2 separate regions of the Homo sapiens genome follow, and region 1 is linked to region 2. Evidence: chromatin loops called from intact Hi-C (ENCODE). Cell type or tissue: GM12878. All regions are shown on one strand. Links, peaks and the distances in the headings refer to the core of each region. The heading gives the core; the rest is flanking DNA. Region 1 overlaps LOC105378250 (a long non-coding RNA gene). Region 2 overlaps LOC105369777 (a long non-coding RNA gene).

Region 1 (10,007 bases), core at 2,008-10,007, 440 kb after region 2:
GCCTGGGCAACAGAGCGAGACTCCCCCTCAAAAAATAAAAAAAGTGATGTGATACATTGAACAGCAAAAATCAGTTACTTTTCTCCCTTCCTCCCCTTTGATTCTCTACTCCCCTTTTCTCAACCCAGCATCGTATCAACCCAGCACTCCTCAGAAAAGTCCTCACAAGAAATTAGTAAAAGGAAATCCATCTGCATGTCCACCTTACTTTCCAATATGCAACTGAAACATAGGATGGCCTTTGTCTGCAATGAATCCTGATCCACACTCATTTTTTCTAAGAAGGCTTGCTAACCAAACTTGGTTCTGTTTCTTTCCCAAAACCCTTCATTTTCTTGTAAGCATAGACTGTAGAAGTCCACCCAGTGGTCCCGTCTATCACTATATCCTGTCTCTACTCTTAGACTAGCCATTGTGAATGGTCATTGTGAATGGCCCCTTCTTCCATGTATCTCCTCCCAACACCCACCATAATGTGCTACACACCAGGTAGCACAGGAAATTCCAGCTGTCTCTCTGGTTATCTTCCTTCATGCCTTCAAATGTATCATTCTGTCCTCCCCTGTAAATGGTTGGCTGTCTCTCTATCCTCTCTTACAAGGCTCTGCTGAATTCCTCTCATAGCCTTAGGCAGATGCTCCATACCCCCACCATCGCCCTTAGAAAGTTAATTTGTTTTATTTTGTTGTAGGAAAGATGTCAGGTCATCTGAGTTAAATGAAGGCTGTATCATATCTCAAAGTCCTGAGTTTTTATCCATATAGATCAATAGGACTTCTCCAACCAGAACCCACCTGCCTCACTCTTGCTTATTATGTCATAATCTACCACAAAGAGCCTCCGACAGCATGCTTTTTAGGGTACATTCCTTATCCTCATTCCCTGGTTCTTTCTATTCCCTCATCTGCCTTGTGATTTCTGTGATCATAAAAGAAAAAAGACCAGACACAGTGGCTCACACCTGTAATCCTAGCACTTTGAGAGGTCAAGGCAGGAGGATTGCTTAAGGCCAGGAGTTTAAGACCAGCCTGGGCAACATAGCAAGACCCCACTGCTACAAAAATACCCCTCCAAAAAATTAGCCAGGCATGGTGGCATGCATCTGTGGTCCCAGCTACTCAGGAGGCTAAGGCAGAGAAATCGCTTAAGCCCAGGAGTTAGAGGCTGCAGTGAGCCATGATCACACCGCTGCACTCCAGCCCAAACAACAGAGTGAGATCCTGTCTCAAAAAAAAAAAAGTGACAAAGATAAACCAAAAAAAAAATCAAAAATTATTTTTATTAACTTGGAATATACTTTTTAAAGGAAATTGGATTTTCCACATGATTTTGCTTAAACTAAGATTGAAATGAGTCTGCCTTCTGGAGACTCACATGTTAACTGATAATAGAGATGTTTTCCAAGAGCACTGGACGGCAAGAGAAAGTGAACCTAGAATTAAACAATTGCCACATATAGTCAATAACTCAGGTGTCATACATGGATAGGTATTGTCTGGGTTTCTGGTATTGGGGGTATTGCCGAAAGTGTATGTGTGTGGGAGGTGGGGAACAATTTAAGACTCCAAGGACCTTCAAAATTAAAGAGCTTTAAACATGTTTTGTGATAGAAGGAAACTGCCTCTTGGAGGCCAAGGAAGCCAGTCCTATTTCAGGCTTCTCTGCTAAGCCTTTATCAATCAATAAATATGCTTATCATGTATATAAAATTGATAGATTCCAAGAGAGAGAATGGAGCCATCAGGTTTCAAGGTTTATTTAGTGCTGGCTCATTTGCAATATACTTGGGACCTGAGACAAGCCTGCCTTCAGTGTTTTAAAGACCACTAGCAGCCACACCCCAACGGAATTTGGTAATCTTTCCTTCTATAGCTAATCTGTAATTCCCACCACTGCTTGTTTTTTATTGTATTCTATTTTTTTATTTATTTATTTTTTAGCTACTTGAGCACCTAGGAAGAAAACCCTCAAAGTCCTCTCTCTCATCATTGTGCACCACCTTATCAAACTGGAGCTGATATTCTGCAATGTCCACATCAGTGTCCTCCCTAAGTAGATGAGCCACAGATAGTTTCAGAATCTGAAGTGACACCAGGTGGTAAAACATGAAGGAGGCAGCAGACCCAGGTGGGAAAATCTTCATTCATTCAAACAACATGTCTGTGCACATACCATGTGCTGGACCCTGTGGGAAAGATAAAGATAAATAAAGCAAGCCCTAAATAAATAAACCAGGCCAGAAGGGAAAGCCAGGAATGGGGGCATGCAAAAAGGAGGGAAGGATGCTGGAGGAGGAAGGCTAGGAAATAACCTCCCCTAGCTTACAAGTTCCTAGGACCAGCTCTACTGAAGTTTTCTGGCTTGGAGTAGAATGGAATGTAGCCCCCAAATCACTCCACCCCCAGCAAACTTACCCACCCTCCTCAGGCCCACAAGGCCTCCTGGTCTGCACTCCTCAATCCAGAGCTCTGCCCTGGCACCATGGAATGCTCTCTGCTCAAAGCCCTCAGGGGTTCTACACTGGCACCACTCCAGACCCAGTCTGCTCAGCCTTCTTCCTCCCTGGCTATCTCAGTTATTTTACCAACCCCATAACCATGAGGAATCACTTATCCAGGTCTTTTTCTGGTTGGGGAAGAGGGCAGGAAGTGGGACCCCAAGGAGGCTGGAAGTAGTGGAACTTTTGAAGGGAGTTTAGGAAAGGGGAGGAACAGTGTGAAGGAGGTGGCATAGCCCAGAATCCAGGAAGAAAGCTGGAGGTAGGCAATGGGAGAAGCAGGGGCACCCAGTTCGGAGAGACAGTGGAGTGGAGGCTTAAATGGAACTTGGTTGGAGACCGGGCAACAGGAAATGGATTTTTTTTTTTTTTAAGATGGAGTCTCGCTCTGTCACCCAGGCTGGAGTGCAATGTCACAATCTCGGCTTACTGCAACCTCCGCCTCCTAGGTTCACCCGACTCTCCTGCCTCTGCCTACCGAGTAGCTGGGACTACAGGCGTGAGCCACCACACCCAACTAATTTTTGTATCTTTAGTAGAGACGGGGTTTCTCCATGTTGGCCAGGCTGGTCTTGAACTCCTGACCTCAGGTGATCCACCTGCCTCAGCCTCCCAAAGTGCTGGGATTACAGGCATTAGTTAGTTACCGCGCCTGGCCAGAAAATGGATTTTGAAGTAAGCATGTGTGCCAAGGGAGTACTGGATATGGAAGAGGCCCTGACTGGTTGAAGGAGAGGCTGGGAAGGGGTTGGTGCCTTGCCTGTGAAAATACGGGGATCGGGGCCGGATATGGTGGCTCACACCTATAATCCCAGCACTTTGCGAGGCCGAGGTGGGGGAATCACGTGAAGCCAGGAGTTCGAGACCAGCCTGGCCAACATGGCAAAACTTAGTCTCTACTAAAACTACAAAAATTATCCAGGTGTGGATTATGCCTGTAATCCCAGCTACTGGGGAGGCTGAGGCATGAGAATCGCTTGAACCTGGGAGGCGGAGGTTGCAGTGAGCTGAGATTGCGCCACTGCACTCCAGCCTGGGCGACAGAGGGAGATTCTGTCTCAAAAAAAAAAAAGATAAAATAAAATATGAGAGTCAGTCCCAGGTCCAGATAAAGAACCTCCACTCAGGAGCCCTTTCAACAAGGATAGACGCACCAGGCCCCCAACCTCTCTCGAAACACCCCTACTGGGTTCCTCTACCATCATCTCCCAATTCTCACCCCCCTACCCACATTGTCCCTCACCCCAGAAATAAAATTAAAAGGGAGCTGGTTTAGGCTTCACTGTGGGAGACCTCCTAAGACAGTCATTCATCATTCACAGCATATGTTAACTGACTACTCATTGATTATTGTGATGGAGGAAATAAAGATGAAAAAGATATAGTCCCTGCCTACAGAGTTTCCTGCTCTCTGGAATGGAGATATTCAAACAGTAGGGCTTCCAAGGCCCTGAAACAGGTGACCAAAGGAAGGTATCTCCTCTTTCCCTGATGTCAATCTTCAAACAGACGAGACTGGACTCCCAGGGACGGAATAGGTGGAGTCGGCATAGAGACTAAGGGCTGAATGGACAAGTGATCAGCTCAAGAAGCCACTGGTCTCAAGGGAAAGGAGTACTGCTGCCTTGACTCAATAGGGCTGCTAATCCTCTACACCCTAAATGAGATGAAAGAAAGACTGGGGTGGAGGCGAGAGAGGGGAGGAGAAGGGTAGAGGCAAGACTCTGGAAGTAGAGTCTATACTAATTATATACTAAGACATAATATTGGAATTAAAGCAGAGAGAATTGCTCCAGATCTCACAAAGAATTGCCAACTGAGAAAAACCTAAACATCACATTGACTTTGCGATAGTGCTTCTCTATTAGACATGGACCAAGGGCATTAACTGAGCACCTCCTTTGAGCCTGGCACTACGCTGGGTAGTGGATGAGTGGCCCCAGTCAAGACTATAGAGCCAGGATGCCTAGAGGCAAAGGAGACAGGCAGGAATTGGAAGGATGGCTCTAATGACAGAACAGTAGGGGAGGGGCATCTGGGTGCTTGATTTATGTCTGCTCCAACAGTCCTAAGCTGTCTTCCCCTGCCTCAAGCTGGGATTTTCCCAGATGTGCATCTGCTTGAGGGAAAGAAGGGCGGCACAGGGGGAGGGTCTCCATGTCCTTGCCTCTGGTCCCAAGAGCAATCCCTTCTCCTTTCTCCCTATGCTGTTCACTGCCTGCTGGGTAGAGGGTGGGAGGCTGGGGGAAATGCCAGGGCCCCCAGATAATCACCAGGTAATGAAAAGAACTGGCCCAGGGCTGGGGGGAATGCAGAAGATGCCGAGTTGGGGCTGTAAATCGCCCTGGGAGAAGGGGGTACAGAATGGGGGACCCTGACAGTTGGAGCCCATCCAGGTGATTTCGCATGAAGTATCTGAACCTTGAGGGGTGGGAGTGGGGAGGATGAGAGGCAGGCAGAGGTGTGAGCCAGAGAGAGGAGAAGACGCTGAAAGAGACAGGGAGAAGAGAAGCAAAAAGGAGAGATGAAAGGGAGGGCAAGAGATGGGAAGAGAGATGCGAAGAGCGATGGGGAGACAGCCAAACGAGACAGATGGGAGGGGAGGTGGATGGAGAGACTAAAAGGCACACACAGTGAAACTCATAAAGACATGATGGTATGAGAGACCCTCCCAGACTGAGGGAGGGAAGCGGGGAGGGAGAGAGAAAGGCTGACGGCGGACACAGTCCTAGAAAAACTCAGACCAAAAAATATGTGGAGTCAAGGAGATAGACAGAATGGCCGACAGACAGACAGACAGACCTGCCTGACAGAGGTGAGGGTGACGGAGGCAAAGAAGGAACAAAGAAAACAGGGTTGCAGTGAAAAGGGGGGAGGGAGTGAGACAAAGAGAGAGAAGGAGGCAAGTGTGGAGCAGGAGGAGGGAGTGAGGCCAGGGAGGGGGATATATATTTTCTTTATGATCCTCTTCAATCTCACTCAGCTCGCTGCTGAGCCGCTTCCCCTCTCAGGTGCTGCTCAGTGGCGGATGTGCTCAGAAAGCTGATATGCTGAGGCTCTCTCCCAGAGCCAACCTGGGGGGCTCGCAGAGACCCCTACATGGACATGACAACCCAACCTGCCTCCCTGTCCCCAAAAATGCTGCAGTCCAGAGAGGACTGAAGCCCAGCTCTTAATTTTTCAGAGCTAACGCAGCCTGGCACAACCAGTAGAAGGGGAAGTGGGGCAGAGGAGGAGGAGAAATAGAGGAAGGCAGGCAAGGGAGGCATGTTCTGGGGAGGGTGCTGGGGACAGTCTTTGGTCAGGGGTCAAGGGGAGAGGAGTAAAGAGAGGTAAGGACTGAGGAGAGATCTGCATTTGAGAATAAAATTAGCAGCATGCAAAGGATAAGGGAGATAAGACACCAGTGACGCCCAATTACTTTGGGGTCAACAATTTAGACACCTACTGAGAAGCCATGACCGATGCCTTCAAGCAACTCTCTACTAACAGACCCCACAAATATATACATGAAACCCATGAAAGGAGAAACTGAGGCATAGAGTAGAGATCCTGAGACCACTGAATGTGCATGAATCTAGGTTTTCAGGGACCACAGATAGAGTAACCAGCCAAGTTTCTGAAGACCTAAGACTTAGCATGACAACCTGGACCCTGCCTTTTTTCCCCAGGCTTTCTTGAGGCTGAGGAAGTAGCTGAGCTCTGCAAAGACCAGCTCCCCCAGCTCCTCTCACGGCCGGGGAAGACCCTAAGAACATTAACTCAGGCAATCTAAGGGGAAATTATCCCCACATCCACTCCTTCCCTGCCAGCCTCATGCAAGGTCCAAGAGGCCAGATGTCCCAGGATAGACAGAGCCTAAGGAGTCTCCTTAGCAGCAGGAATAACTTTATCACAGCTTATCTGGGCCTCCCAGAGGTAAATTGAAAGGCTGCGAGGAAACAACTGAGGTCCCTACCTATTCCTACACCCATCCCAAAGGGGTATGGGTAGAAGGCCAGGGGACAGAATCAGAAGGACTTCACAACCTAGGAGAAAAGGAGAAAAGCCGGTTCCCAGGCAACAGCTAGGTCAGTCAGTAGCTGAAAAGACCCCCAAGGCAGCTGTAGCTCTCTGTTCCTCGCCTGAGTCTCTCAAGCCTGCAACCGGGAAGCTCTGCAGTACCAGAGAGGGCCGCTAGGGAGTGCTCGCCAACAGCCAGGCTCCAGAAAGGAAGCAGCCGGCCAAGCCAAGAAGACCGGAAGGCAATCGATCAGAGTCGCCCTGGCAACCGGGCTGAGCCCGAGACAGACAGCACGTCGATAATGAAATCATCGTTAAATGACTTCAAGCCCTAATTAATAATCCAGGCCAACCGAGGCCATGCCTGACTGGGGTCGGGGGAGGGGATGTCATTGTTGGGGAGCACTGGAAGCTTCTGGACAATTAATCAATTAATCCACTCACTCAATAATTGGCTCCTTTGTCCTCTGCCATGCCCCTCCCCCACCTCATCCACCTCTGACTGTGGAGAGGGGAAGAAGAGATGTTGGGCTAATAGTTTCCAAGGGCCACAGTTCCTCCCTCTCCCCTCCTTTTTATCCACACATCTGTTTCCTGAGCCAGCTCACAAAAGCTTCCCTAAGTCAGGACTTGCCTGCGCTCTTCCACAGGACCTACCAAAGAGTGAACATTTCAGGACCCGGAGTCCCCTGCTATCCAGGTACCTCCCCAGATCCCCTGCTCCCTACCCCACTTCCTCCCATCTCATCCCCCCTCCCCAGTACACACACACACACACACACACACATCACTGACCCACAGCCCACTCTGACTCTGACTGAGGAAAGAGCACTAAACAGTGAATCATGAGAGTTAGCTAAATCCCAGCCACACCAGCTCACCACTTACATACATAACCTTGAGCAGGTTACCTGCCCTCTCCAAGGCCTCCATTTCCTCATCTGAAACCTGAAAGAGGCCAAGTGCAGTGGCTCACGTCTGTGATCCCAGCACTTTGGAAGGCTGAGGCAGGAGGATCGCCTGAGCCCAGGATTTCAAGGCCTAGCCTGAGCAACATAGCAAGACCCCCATCTCTATTTAAAATAAAATAAAACCTCAAGGGATCCAACTGATTTCCAAGGTTCCTTCCTGTGGTATCATCTATTATTACAATAATCAGATCTTTTCCCACTCCTCTCTACTCCGTTCTCTTACTTTGGGGAGGTAAGAGGGAGATTGTAAGGAGTTCCAGGTCCTCATTTATCAGGTGCTTCATCCCCAAAGAACTTACCTCGAGAGCCAGAAAAGGGGATGGTAGAAGAGTACATGGAGGGAAGGCTCCCCCAGCCCATCCCCCACCTGGCCGGTCCTTCTGGCCCTTGCCACCCACCTTGCTTATTGCTCTCCACAACCCCCAGCAGGAAATGAAAAGGCCACAGGAAATTGCGCTTTAAATCCCCTAGCTCCTGGTTCCCTCCACCAAGCCAGGGAGCTGGGGGCAGGCTAACTTCACAGACCAGGCTTTCTCTGTTTGTAATTAGTAAGACACTTAGGAGGAGAAAGGGGTCCCTGCAAAAAGAGCCCCTCTCTCCAAAACAGCTAATCAGGTTATCCAAAAAACTGGTGCTGGGGAAAGCATATGGGATTTGCAGAGAAGAAAGAACCAGAGGATCTTGGGCAAGATGAAGACAGCTGGTGAGACATGGACTGGATAGGTAGGTGGTAGCCTCCTTTCTGGGAGAGGTGATTTATAGCGCCACCTGAGGCCAGGAGAAATGGTGTGCAGCCAAAGGCTGGGATGGGCAAAGAGCGTAGAGAGGGGACCCTCCAGAGACGCCCTGCAGAGAGGACCAGGGAGCAAAACCCACCAGGTCCATCCCACCCCTGTGGACACTTAAGAGGTTAATAAAGTTCAGAATGTTCAGGGCTTACTGTAATTAAAGCCAGGAGCTGGGTCATTCCATTTCTTCAAGTTCCATCTTTTACTTTCCCCTCCCCGACATACACACATCTTTTACAAAAGACATTGAGCCAGATCCTGGACTTTAGATAATACCTCCACTAAAGAGGTGGGCTTACTGTCAGCAAAAGAAATGTAGAATAGACTTTAGAAAGGATTTCCTTTGAGTTAGGGTTGGTAAATGCTAGGGAAAATGAAATGATATAGAATCTCCAACAACACATTTCCTACCACACACACACACACACACACACACACACACACACCCCAAACAGGAAAAGGAAAGCCGTCTCTCAACTGCTATTCTTTTTCTAGGGGATTGGCCTCCAGGTGATGTGTCTCACATCGTGGGACAAAACAGCCTCTCTAAATATTAGGAAAATAACTCCCGTCCCACCCTTCACTCCAGAAGGAAGATGATTGTTTCCCTCTCCAGATCTTGGCAAATGCCCTGCTCAAGGATCACATAGCATGTGGTTAAGAGCCCTGCATGCAGCTTGGTGGCTTCTCTCCAAGCCCTCCCTCTCCTGTTTTATCTTAACCTCTCTGCACCTCGTGTCCATTATTTGGACGCACCCTATGAACCCAGTCCTGGAGAGAGGGAAGGAGTGCAAAGGCAGGAGAGGACAGGGTCTTGCTCTCTGGGATGTGAGAAGGAAGACACAAAAGACAAGAAACCAAAGCAGAGAAAAAAAATTCAGCATATAAATCAGTAGAGTGTAAACAGATCCTTTTAGTGCTGAAACATGCACAGGAGAGTGAAAACAGAGATTGAAAGTATGAAGCAAGATCAGAGGGAAGTAAATGCCAGGTTGAGAGGCTGGAGAGAGTGCAAAGGGGTTGGGAGGAGGAAGACTGATGTCCCTAGCAGGTATGAAGAGAATAAGCTGGGATGATATCAAAGAGGAGGATGATTTTTAAAGCCTAATAAACTTAGATTCAACTGTACACAGTTCTTTTTGCATAAATCTCATTTTATTCTCAGTAACAAGCCACGGGAGCAAGTATTAGTGTTGTCATTTTATAGATAATAAAATAAAGACACAGAGAGGTTAAGTAACTTGCCTCAGGTCACGGAACTGGTAAGTAGCCAGGAATCAAGTTGCTGCATTCTGATGCCAACTCCTGCCGTTTCTGTTCCGGGAAGCAGCCAATTTTAGAGCCTGATTGCATAGAGAGAGATTAACCCCCATCTCCCCTACCCAGGGCGAAAGACCTTCTTCCTCATGCCCTTTTCAACCTGTTCTGCCTGGGAGATCTCGATCAAGTTGGTTAACTTGTGTAGCCTCATCTGTGAAATGGGGAAGTAATATCGAACCCTTTGAAGGTGAAAGTCTAGACTAGATAATTTGTTGAAGATTTTTTAGCTTTAAAATGAATAATTCAATCCATGAAAGGAGTGAGTAAAGGAGATAGCCAGGAAAGAGGTCTCAAGCCTTCCATCTTCCCATTATCCATCCCCATCCCCACCTCTATCTCCTCCCTCTTTGTGTTTGGGGACTTCTGGAGGCCTCTCCCTACATTTCATAGCCTGAGCAGATGTCTCCACCTAGCCATGGTTCACTAGCC
Region 2 (12,420 bases), core at 1,912-9,911:
CCCTTATCTTCAGCTGGGGAGACCGAGCCCAGGGAGGGCAACGTGCTTGTTCAGGCTTGCACGGTGAGCTCATGGCCGAGCTTTCAGACGGTTACTGCACCATTCTTACTGGTGTGCATCTCTGAGTTGATGAGAAGTGGGTGTGTCTGCTGTACCACACAGAAACCCAGGTCTCAGAACAAGTGCCTGCTTCCCCCCACCTCCACTGCTGGGGCTAACTCCTGGAAGAGGCCTTGTCCTCCCCTTCTCTGGCTTCCCTGTCTCTGCACCAGCCTCTTCCTCATGGCCCAACTGACCAGCTGAATGAAGGATATTCACTACCTTCCCTAGAATCCAGGTGTCTGGAGATTGGGGCTCTTGTAATGATAGTGAAAGCTGCTGTGATTACTATTGTGGCCAACCTTTGTAGACCACATGTAGTCGTTGTCACGCATCAGATCATTTAATCACTTAATCCCGCATCGATCTTTCAAGGGAGGCACTCTAGCTATTCTCATTGTACCCATGAGGAAATTGAGGCACAGAAAGGTGGAGGACCTTGTCCAAGACTGCACAGCCAGCAGGCAACCAGGCCATCCCAACCCAGTGACGAGTACTAAGCAGGATGGATCCCATGTGATGGTGCTAGCCATACCCCCAGTAACCACCTCTGGCTGCTTGTGGAATGCTCAGCATGTGCCCAGCACTTCTCATTTGATCTTGGCTGCTCACAATAACCCTGTGGCATATGTTTTATCTCCACTTTGCAGATGAATGAACAGAAGCTCAGCTAGTAAGCAGAAGGACCAGGCCTCTATCAGAGCTCTGGGGGGCTCTATGTTAAACCCATGCACTTAATCATCCACTGGTCTGGTGCTCTGAAACTTTACATCACCTTAGGATTTGTCAAAATGTAGATTCTGACTCAGTAGGTCTGGCGGCAGGGCCTGAGATGCTGCATTTCCTTTTTCCTTTCCCTCTTTTTTTTCTTTTTTCTTTTTTCTTTCTTTCTTTTTTTTTTTTTTTTTTGAGACAGAGTCTCGCTCTGTCGCCCAGGCTGGAGTGCAGTGGCGTGACCTCAGCTCACTGCAACCTCCGCCTCCCGGGTTCAAGTGATTCTACTGCCTCAGCCTCCCGAGTAGCTGGGACTACAGGGGTGCGCCACCACCATTGAGGCACCTGGGAGCAGGCTGCACTCCTTTTGTTGGCCTCATCCTGTTTGTCTGGGGTTCTCCCTCCTTCCTCCCCACCTCCTCTGCTTCTTGCTGTCTCTACTCTCCCAGCCCTGGCATTTCATCTCATCTCTGTTCTCTGGTTGACTCTGTTCCCAGCCCTCCAGGACTCAGAGTCACAGGTGTGATTTTGAATGGTCATTGACCAGTTGCATGGCCAGCTCACTATCCCTTTCTCCAGCTCAATCCGACCTTCCCATGACCTGAGCCTGGCTTTCTTCAGCAGGAGACCTTTAGGACAGACAACACCCAGAGGCTGACAGAGGGGACCTCCCTGTCTGAGAGGTCCTAGAACAGGAAAGTGGGGCTCATCCAGGCTGTGGGAATGGACCTTCTGCAGGAGCCAGACTGGATGGGGGCCTCTAGAACCTCCCCCCTGCATTCAGTGGCAGCATTCAGATTAATCTCTCCCCTGGCCTTCAGCTGGGAGTGTAGTGGAGTGTTCACAACCCTTGGTCTTTTCATGCCGATGATACTGTCTGTCCTTCTGGGAGGTCTGCTGGCCTCACATTTACCTGGAGAACGAGCTGCTCGTCAAGTTGCTTACCAGGGCAACCACACCACAGAGCAGGCGTGCAGAGCTGGGTCCTGCAGCTCTCCTGGCCCCAGATGGGGCTCAGGTGGCTGAGGGAATGACGGTATCTCAGCTCTCAGCTGGGACTCAGACTGGAGAAAATAGGAGCAAGCAGCTCTCTTCCTAGCCTTTTCCTGGGTACTTTAGGAAAGTTCCTGCCCCCTGGGTGGAGACCCGATAGTTGTTCATCCCATAAATGCCTACTGAGCACTGCCTATGTGTGAGGTGCTCTGATGGCCATGAGAGCTTGAGCCCACCTCAGGTCTGGGTGACTGAAAGAGGAGGGCTCTGTCCATGGGCCAGAGTGGGAGGGAGGTCCCAGCAGCACCAGACAGAGAGGAAAGGCCAGACAGACCTTTTCTGGAGTCAGGAGCTGAGGAGGCATGGAGGAGGAGTGAGATGCCTCCCTGCCCTCTCTAACTAACCCCCTCCTGCACATGGGGGTTCTGGTCTGTAGATGGTGAGCTGGGCAGGTTGCTCTCTCTGCCTCTCCTGGCCTCATTTCTGTACTTTGAAATATGACAGCATGAGGCTAAGCCAGGAGTTCTCAGGAGATGACTTAGAAGCACCTGGGAGCATTACAATTCTGATTCCTCGACCCCTCTGATCTAACTGCTCTGAGGTCCTGGGGTCAGGACCTAGCATTTGGTCCCCTGAGCCCTGCCTGATTCTAATGGGCAGCCAGGTGATGGGTAGTGGAGGCAGAAGGCTGGCGGACCTCCTACAACCCCTCCAGAAGGCTAAGGGGGCACCCAGGGCCCTTCCTGCTCTGTCAGGCTGCAGTTTGGGGGAAGCCACTGTGCTTGAGTTTTTATAGTGCTAGGCACTGAGTGGCGTTCATTTAGACCCCAGACAGGCGCTTACTATCCCCACTGTGGGAAGGAAGCTGAAGCCCAGAAAGGTAAGTGGAACAACCCTGAGCTTTTTATTTATTTATTTTTTATTTTCATTTATTTATTTATTTTTATTTTTTGAGATGGAGTTTTGCACTTGTCACCTAGCCTGGAGTACAATGGTGTGATCTCTGCTCACTGCAACTTCTGCCTCCCAGGTTCAAGCCATTCTCCTGCCTCAGCCTCCTGAGTAGCTGGGATTGCAGGTGCCTGCCACCACGCCCAGCTAATTTTTGTATTTTTAGTAGAGACAGGGATTCCCCATGTTGGCCAGGCTGGTCTCAAACTCCTGACCTCAGGTGATCCACCCACCTTGGCCTCCCAAAATGCTGGGATTACAGGTGTGAGCCACCGACCGCACCCGACCAATCCTAAACTTTTAAAATCTTAGGTCCCCACCACTGCAGGTCTATAGCGTTTTCCTCCACTTTCTCTGCGTTGGTTTCTCTTCTCTTGATGGACAAGACACTTTCTTTTTCCATCTCCTGCGCTCTTACCTACCTCTTCCTCTCTTCTCTCTCCCTCTAATCTCCAGAGAAGGTGCTTATCAACTATTTTCTGAGAAGTCCTCCCTGTCATCTGTCCCAAGTTTCTTCTCCAAGGAAAGTCCATATTCCCTGATCTCCCCTTGTAGGTGGGGAGGAGAGAGCGCTGCAGACATTGCCTCTGACTGTCACTGCTGTTCCTGGCTCCCCTGGCCTCCTGCTCCCTTCTTCTCATCTATCACCAGTTTTTGCCCTTCTTCCCTCTTCAGAATTCTTTGTTTGGTTTATAACAGAGGTAAAAAGCCAGAGTAATTAATTCCCAGAGAGAAATCCTCTCCAATTCCAGCAGGAAGGATTGAGGCTAGATGCCTGGAAAAACTTCCAAATAGCCTAAGTGAGTAGTTCTGAATAAGGGTGTGGATCCAAGGGGAAAGACTGGTCTCTCTCCAGGCTTATAATCCTCTTCTTCTTCCTGGTCCCCCCTTTACACATGCCCACAAACCCCTGCTAGGGTGACTTTGTGCCCATCCCCTGACCTCTTCATGAGTGCTGCCAGGGGCTCAGAGATCATGGGCTCCTCAGGGCCACACTGATGCTGAAGGATGGGTTGGGGCACCCTCCTGCCCTGGCCTTGACCATTGTCCCTGCTCTGGGCCCTGTGGCCTTACCATCCACTCCAACCGTCCCTCATCTTCTCAGGATGGGATGCTTGGAGGGTCTGTGTGTGGGAGATCTGAGGGTGTGCTGGGTCCATCTGTGGAGCCAGCCGTGTGTGTGGCTGTGCATGGGGTGAAGGCATACCTGGGGGTCTCGGTGTGCCTTTGCCTCAGCCCTTGCCCCAGAACTCCAGAAGGCCCCTCTGGTCTCTATCCTGCCTCTGGCCCTGGGGTCAGCTGGTAGGTGGGATGAGTTGGTGAGTGCACAAGCTTGGGAGAGCCACTGACACTATGAAGTAGGCATGCCGACACCTGAGGCTTCCCTGATGTTGCACTGAATGCCCTCAGGCCCCAGGCCAGATCTGCTGTCCACTATCTGGCTAAATGGGCCCTTACCAACCAGGCCCAACCTTCTGAAAGTAGGCACTGGTGGAGGATTGAAGGGCTGTGTTGGGGACCTTTTGGCTCTTCCTTCTAAGGGCTCCTAGTCTGCCTCCCTCCAGGAGCTCTGGAGTGGTGGGTTTCTAGATGGGCAGAACCCATCAGTCCCATCTGCACCCTCCATTGCAGGTCCAGAATTATTCTGTAGCGGGTCAGTTCCTGACCCCTCTCTCCACATCTTTGTTTTTTTTTTTTTTTTTGAGACAGAGTCTCTCTCTGTCGCCCAGGCTGGAGTGCGGTGGCGCGATCTCAGCTCACACGGCAAGCTCCGCCTCCCGGGTTCACACCATTCTCCTGCCTCAGACTCCCGAGTAGCTGGGACTACAGGCACCCACCACCACACCTGCTAATTTTTTGTATTTTTAGTAGAGACGGGGTTTCACCGTGTTAGCCAGGATGGTCTCGATCTCCTGACCTCGTGATCTGCCCACCTTGGCCTCCCAAAGTGCTGGGATTACAGGCATGGGCCACCGTGCTTGGCCCACACCTTTGTTTTTATTTTAATTTTATTTTTTGAGACACGGTCTTGCTCTGTCAATCAGACTGGAGTGTAGTGGCTTGATTACGATTCACTGCAGCCTTGACCTCCTAGACTCAAGTGATCCTTCTGCCTTGGCCTCCCATGTAGCTGGGACACAGGTGCGCCCACCGTGCCTAGCTTTTTTTTTTTTTTTTTTTTTTTTGTACAGATGAGGTCTCATGTTGTTGCCCAAGCTGGTCTCGAACTCTTGGGCTCAAGCAATCCTCCCACCCTGGCCTCCCAAAGTGTTGGGATTACAGAAGTTAGCCACTGCGCTTAGCCTTTATTGAACTCCTGGCCTCAAGTGATCTTCCAGCTTCAGTCTCCCAAAATGCTGAGATTATAGGTGTGAGCCACTGTGCCCAACTCTTCCCACATATTTGAAGAAGGGTGTTTGTTTGTTTGTTTGTTTGTTTGTTTTTTGAGATGGAGTGTCGCTCTATTGCCCAGGCTGGAGTGTAGTGGTGTGGTCTTGGCTTACTGCAACCTCCGCCTCCTGGGTTCAGGCACTTCTCCTGCCTCTACCTCCTAAGTAGCTGGGATTACAGGTATGCACCAGTACGCATGGCTAATTTTTGTATTTTTAGTAGAGACGAGGTTTCACCATGTTTGCCAGGCTGGTCTCAAACTCCTGACCTCAGGTGATCTGCCCGCCTTGGCCTCCTAAAGTGCTGGGATTACAGGCGTGATGGCGCCCGGCCTGAAGAGGAGTTTTAAAAATGATTCAAGTTCACGTACGGAACATTATCATTGCATTTGGTTCTTTCCACACTTCTTTAAGGTAAAATGGTGGGCCAGAGGGAGTTTTACTTTTTTTTTGAGACGGCGTCTCGCTCTGTTGCCTAGGCTGGAGTGCGGTGGCATGATCTCGGCTCGCTGCAACCTCCGCCTCCCTGGTTCAAGCGATTCTCCTGCCTCAGCCTCCTGAGTAGCTGGGACAGGCATGTGCCACCACGTCCAGCTAATTTTTGTATTTTTAGTAGAGACAGGATTTCACCGTGTTAGCCATGATGGTCTCGATCTCCTGACCTCGTGATCCGCCCGCCTCGGCCTCCCAAAGTGCTGGGATTACAGGTGTGAGCCACCGTGCCCGGCTTTTTCTTCCTTTTAATGAATGAGGTCACTGAGGCTCTGTGGGGAGGTGTGCCCAGGGTCACCAGATGGAGAGCGGCAGATTAGGAACAGAATGGGGTTAGCCTGTGTCCTCTTCCAGTGCTCCTTCTGGGCCCTACTCCTTCCTGATCAGGTGCCCTCGGGGCTGGGGCTGCCGATTTGGCCTCTCACAGAAGGTGGGGCCCTGGGTTCCCTGTCCTCTGCATCAGCAACCCTGGGCCCCAGCTCTAAGCACGGGTGTGGTGGTGGGAGGTGGAACTGCCTGTCCTGCCTCTGCACGGCCACAAGGGGGCTCCAGGACCAGGTTTTTCTTTTTGCTGGAGCTGCAAGGGTTCCCAGTAATCCCAGCACCCTGAGCTTTTCTGGAAGTGCCGGTTATCCTTCTGAAGCTGCCACTGAAGGGTCTCTGCCAGGCTGGGAGGCCATCAGAAAGGGCGCAGCCTTTGCACTTTATAATCCTATTCCAGAAGTACCTCCCTTTGCTTGGCTAGGAAGTCCTTCCAGTTGTCTACCCTCCATTTCTACTGCTACAGGCCGGGAGAGATGAGGCTGAGTGAGCCACTCTTCTTTCTTTGCTTACTACTCCCCTACCCAAGGCTTGAAGGGAAGTACTTGTTCTTGTCCCCATTCCCTGATCATTAGAGCTCAGACTGCTCTCCTGTCACTGCTAAGGGCTGGATAGACAGCAGCAGGAAAGATGTAAGTTAGACATCAGGAAGGACTTCCTGACAGAGAAGGCCATGGGCTGCTGGGTTTGAGTATCTGAGGAAGGCTGAACAAAGGGAAGTTGGCTGTTCATCTGGGGTGAGGCTCTGGGAAAAGTCCTCTGTGCTCCACACCCCGAAGCTATACATCCCTGGAAGTGGGGAGTGGGGCCTGGGTACAGTTATTTGCTACTGTGTCTCTCCGAACCTCAGGGAACCACAGATATTGCTGGCTCCTTGGGCTTCTGGGATGGGGAGGAGATCTGCGTGGGGGCTTACAAAGGGGTGGAAAGGAAAACACCTGAGCCACTCCCTCCCTTGGCTGGTGACCCAAGGCAGAGGGAAGGATGACATGATGGAACAGTTTGCTGCATCTACTTCAGTTGGCTTTCAGAGCCCCTGTGAGGTCTTCAGCTTCTTAGGTTATCATCAACCTACTGGGCAAAGACTGAGTCATGCGGGTGGAGTGCTTCTTGCGGCAGGTGGGGTGCTTCTTGCGGCAGGAGATGACGCTGCGCAGGATATGAAGGAGTCTGGTCCCCTCTGTTTTCTGCACCTTGACTTTCCAAGTGGGACATGAAATGTCATTTGCCTCTTCTGTCTTCAATGCTGAGGGGACCCTGGGGTCAAGGGAAGAGCAGGCCTTTGGAGTCAGACCTTACCTGTTGGAGCCGCATGGCGGACCGCTCTGTCTCAATCCCCGCATCAGAAGGGAAGGGTGGAATAAGAAATCCTACTTCCCAGGGCTGTGGTGAGCTTTGGGAGACGGCAGATGTGAAAGGGCCTCTGGGGGGGGGGGAGCACAGCACAGCAGGTGCTCCCGCCCAGACTCCTTTGTTCCTGGAGAAGGGGAGATGTGTCCATTTCCCAGATTGGAACATGGTGGCAGGAATGATACTAAGGCTCAAGGCCAGGATCTCTGCTGGACATGCTCCAGAGTCAAAAGTTTGGCCTCCCGCTCCCCTGGCTCCTCCTGTTTCCTCCCCTCCCTCTTCCCACAAGGCCCTTCTCTGGCTCTACTTTCTACCCTGCATCCACCTCTTTTCTTACTTTTTTTTTTTATTCTCCCTTCCTTCTTTCTTCCCCTTTCTCCTTCAGCTCTATTTCCTATTTCCTCTGTTCCTTTACTTTCCTCTCTTCCTCCCTTCCTTCCTTCTTTATTTTTTATGAGACGGAGTCTCGCTCTGTTGCCCAGGCTGGAGTGCAGTGGTATGATCTCAGCTCACTGCAACCTCTGCCTCCTGGGTTCAAGCGATTCTCCTGCCTCAGCCTCCTGAGTAGCTGGGACTACAGGCGCCCACCACCACGCCCAGCTAATTTTTTGTATTTTTAGTAGTGACGGGGTTCCACCATGTTAGCCAGGATGGTCTCGATCTCCTGACCTCGTGATCCGCCCGCCTTGGCCTCCCAAAGTGCTGGGATTACAGGCGTGAGCAACCGCACCCAGCCCCTTCCTTCTTTTACTAAGCATTAAGTTAGGTGAAAGAGATGATCAAGAGCACTAATGCACGTGCTGTACCCCCGATCATCTCCTGAGTTGTTTTCTTCTCAGTCTTTCTTTCTGATCTCCCCACTAGGCTGATGCTTCTGTTCTGTGGGCCTGGGATGGGAAGGAAGTTGATAATAAAATCTGGTTCAATTAAATGTGTGCCTGTATTTGTGTGTATCCTGGGGAGACAGCTGAATAGCACATGGTGGTCCTTGCCCTTGAAGGACTTGTGGCTAGGGAGGGAGGCTGCGGTGTCAGCAGCAGTGTGACAAGTGCTGCCTCAGACGTTTGAATAGGTTGCTGGGATCTGACGAAGAACATCAGAAAAGGCTTCACAGAGGAGGTGATGGTTGAGATGGGTTTTAAGGGATGAGCTGGAGTTTGCCAGGTTCAGCAGTGGGTGGAGAAAAAGGCAGTCCTGTCAGAGGGATTACCACAGGCAAAGACATGTTGCTAAGAAAGGGCAAGGAGAATTTAGGGAACCGGCAGTAGTTCTGTATGGCTGAAGCCGAGGGAGTCATGGGAGACTGAAATCCCAACCCAGAAGGGGAGCAACGATGCCCAATGGTCAGCTCACTAGCCATGCGAGAGTGGTGCAGAACAGGGCATTGCTCCCTGCTAAATGAATGACAAGGGGCAGTGGGAGCTGGGGGTGTGGAGAGGTGTGCCCTGGGCCTTCATCTCCTCCCTACTTGCTGGCTATTCTGCTCTGGGAAACCTACATTAACTGATCCTGGGCCTCGGTTGCCTCATCTATAAAACGGGGATGGTGAAGCCTTATCTCCTGAAGATGGGTAAGACAGACCTGATTTCTTTAGGTGCCTTTCAGCATTGAGAGCTGTAGGATTATGATCACTTGGGGTTTGTGTGATCAGAGAAGCCTTCATGGAAGTGGAGGACTTGGTATCTGGCTTTAAATGATGGCTAGTCTGCGGCCGGGCGCAGTGGCTCATGCCTGAAATCCCAGCACTTTGGGAGGCCGAGGTGGGCGGATCACGAGATCAGGAGATCGAGACCATCCTGGCTAACACAGTGAAAACCCATCTGTACTAAAAATACAAAAAAAAAAAAAAAAAAAAAGTTAGCGAGGCGTGGTGGCGGGCGCCTGTAGTCCCAGCTACTGGGGAGGCTGAGACAGGAGAATGGTGTGAACTCAGGAGGCGGAGCTTGCAGTGAGTCAAGATTGCATCACTGCACTCCAGCCTGGGCAACAGAGCGAGACTCCACCTCAAAAAAAACAAAAAAGAAAAAGATGGCTAGGCCAGGCGCGGCGGCTCACGCCTGTAATCCCAGCACTTTGGGAGGCCGAGGCAAGTGGATCACGAGGTCAGGAGTTCAAGATCAGTCTGGCCAAGATGGTGAAACCCCATCTCTACTAAAAATACAAAAAATTAGCAGGGCGTGGTGGTGGGTGCCTGTAATCCCAGCTACTCGGGAGGCTGAGGCAGAGAATTGCTTGAAACCAGGAGGCAGAGGATGTAGTGAGCCGAGATCATACCATTGCACTCCAGCCTGGGCGACAAGAGTGGAACTCCGTCTCAAAAAAAAAAAAAAAAAAAAAATGGCTAATGTTGAGCGAAATTGAGAGGAGTGGGGAAGACTCGGGGGACCATGACAAAAGTTGGAGACAGGACAGTGCAGGGCATGTCTGGAGGATGATGTGTCCAGCCAACTTTTGGGGTTGAGGCTGGCTTTAAGGTAGGAGAGGACAGGAACACGCCTTGTGCTGTCAGGAGGTACGTGAGAGTCATGGACTCTGGTGCATGATCCCCTCCCTGCCCCCAAGCCTCTTGGGACCAGACTGAACTGGGAGCCAGAAACATGCAAATGAGATGCAAACAGCAGGTGACTCACACCCCTGCACCCACTGCCTGAGGCCTGTTTTGTGTGGGTTTGAGCCACAGGACAGAGGGTCCTGTACCCTTTACCTTCCCTGCCCGGGCTCTTCTTGCCTTACTGGCTAAGCCTGCTAGATTTTGGGGACACAGGCCTATCAGCTCTTTCCCTTCTCCAGGCCCAAGAGCTATTCCTTCCCCACCCCTCCCCTGCTAGAGCCCTCGCCCCTCCCATTCATCCCGGGAGGACTGGCTCGGTTCCTGTGGAAGCTTCCCAAAGCCCGCAGGAAGCGTCTGAATTTCTCTGACAGGGAGAGTGAAGAGCAGGTCAGAAAGATGACCTGAGACAGAGGGAGTGACTGGGATGGGGTCTTAGACAGGGGAGACCACAAGGTAAGGGACAGTCTGTTGAGAGGCCCAAGAAAAACAGAGATTTCCAGGGAAGTAGATAGATGCAAACCCAGTGAGCAAAAAGAGCCTGAGACCCTGAGAGACACATTCCAGCAGAGACCCTGAGTGACAGAGACAGACGGAGAGAGCCCTTCTCATGTGTCCAGCCTGGGACATGCTGTACCAGCGCCTCTGTCGGCTTTCTCTTGCCTGTCTGCCTGTCCCTGGCTGACGGTCCCTTTGTCTGTCTAGCTCTTTGTTTGTTTGTCTGTTTGCCTGTCTCCCTCCTGGTTGCCCCTTTCTTTCCCTTCTGCTGTCTATCTGTTGGTCCAGAATTCTCCGTCTGTCATTGCCCTCTGCCTGTCCACTATCTATGGAGAGCAAACTGCCCACTGGGATCGTGGGGCCCCTGTGTCCTTGCCTCCTGATCTTGGACAGGTTCTTGCTTTTCCTTCTCCTGATTTTGGGTCTCAATTTCCTCCTTTCTAAGGTGGCCCTACTTTCTGCCTCCTATCATGTTTATGAGCCTCAGGAGTGTGGAAAAGTGACTGTATTTATGGTTGCTCAGGCATCCTAACAAAGGGTTTAACGCATTTGAGGAACAATATTGCTCTTCAACCTTCTAAGGACAAAGCAAGAAGACAATAATGGCTGCAGCATGGAGCACAGTGGTTAGACATTCAGAGAGACTTCCTAAAAGGGCAGTGTGGAAAATATTAGAGAAGGCCTGCTAAGACGTTAAACAACCCCTTTCATAATGTCCTGAGGAGGAGTCCCATGGCAGGAAGACACGCAACATGACCTTCCTTAGTCTGTGTGGTCTGAGAAAAAGGCTTTTGATGTTATGAGATAGCAGTGACTGGCAGGAGGCGGCTAGGGTACAACCCTTGCCATCAGCTATCCTAGGCTCCCACCTGCACAGCCTCTCAGGTGGCTGGGGATTGGGCCCTGAGGGAAAAAGCGTGTGGAGGAAGTGCTATCTATCTCCGCACCTCCACCCTGTTTCTCTGTCACTTCCCCAAGCTGAGGACCACCCCGCCCTCGCCCCCCGATAATCCATGAGAGATGGCTGCTGGGGACGGAGTGATGTATGTAATGCAGATAAAATGTCAGCAATTCTAAATGGGTCCGGAGATGCAGCCGTGGGTTGGGGGGAGGGAGAGAGGGCGGAGCAGGGGGGAGAGAGGAAGGGAAAATGAGATGTGGTCCTTACCAGGGATGGCAGCAGGGACAGACACCCTCCTCCCCCCAGCAAAGGCCAGAGGAGGGGTGGGCCCAGGAGACAGGAGCCCAGATGAGATTTTGAAGAGGGAGCTGGAGGGTGGGGGTTAGAGGGGAGGAGGACGCGGGCGGGGGCAGTGGGGCCGGAGCTGCTGATGTATAGCGGTTTCATAACTTCCTCAGTATTAAAGGCAGGTTCATGGGGAGGGCAGCGCCATTAATCACCAGGCTGAATGGGGCTGGGATTTGCTGAGAGGCGCGCTTGCTGTCTGCTGCGCCTGCTCAGCTCAGGGTGGGAGGGGGCAAGCAGGGATGTCCCTCCTGAACTAAGGGGTGAGACCCCAGGACGCTATTCTGGGTGTTGGGCAAGTGGGTCCTTGCCTGTAGAGCAGGGGAGCCAGGGGCTGGGGACTGGCAGAAAGAAAGAGAAGGATGAGGAAGGTTGTGGCAGGGGCTAGGAGAGGAGGGTCAGGGGCTGTGGGGAATGATGGGGGCAGAGGCTGAGAGGATTCTAGGGGAGGAAAACTGGGGAGGGAGGATTGTGCATTTGAACATGAAATTGATCACATGTAAATATAATGCAAATGACATGCAAATAAGCATAGGATTTCTCTGGGTCCACAGCTCAAGCATTCTCTTTCTTGGATTGAGCACTGGGGCCAATTTGCATTCAGTTCTAGGCCTAGTGCCTCGTTTCTTTATTATTCATATTTTCAGAGGGAGAACTCAAATCTTGTTAAGGGAGTGGTGGGGCCAACGTGGGCTGGTCCTCTGGACTTCTTGGAAAAGGGTGAAACATCAGGAAAATCAACATGCTTGAGTGACAGTGAGTGACAGTGAGGGAGCAGAGTGGTAGGACTCCTGGGCTACATGCCTGAATTAATGGGG

The links. Peaks named below come from ENCODE experiments on the same cell type or tissue, not always from the same donor. Only the 100,000 strongest peaks of a DNase experiment are listed, where the experiment ranks them.
Region 1: it touches region 2 in a loop (3-fold over the local background); 26 of 110 quality-filtered maps call a loop at or near these places.

What each region holds. Positions count from the first base shown.
Region 1 is chr12:53,754,006-53,764,012 of GRCh38, reverse strand. The region is part of intron 1 of LOC105378250 (a long non-coding RNA gene); the gene reads right to left. It also overlaps a transcript of CISTR not described here. Among named protein-coding and RNA genes, the nearest start is that of CISTR, 7.0 kb to the right of the region's middle. RefSeq lists an enhancer at 6,570-6,619 and a silencer at 9,709-9,758. In GM12878, for the core only: CTCF peaks have their summits at 6,674 and 8,234; a DNase peak (open chromatin) is centred at 6,703; H3K4me3 peaks cover 3,550 bases; H3K27ac peaks cover 2,189 bases.
Region 2 is chr12:54,195,257-54,207,676 of GRCh38, reverse strand. LOC105369777 (a long non-coding RNA gene) reads right to left here. Exons shown (of 3, transcript XR_944984.2): 3 at 5,344-7,217. Among named protein-coding and RNA genes, the nearest start is that of SMUG1, 12 kb to the right of the region's middle. In GM12878, for the core only: a CTCF peak has its summit at 6,166 (motif pointing right); no DNase peak of the experiment used is centred there; H3K27me3 peaks cover 120 bases.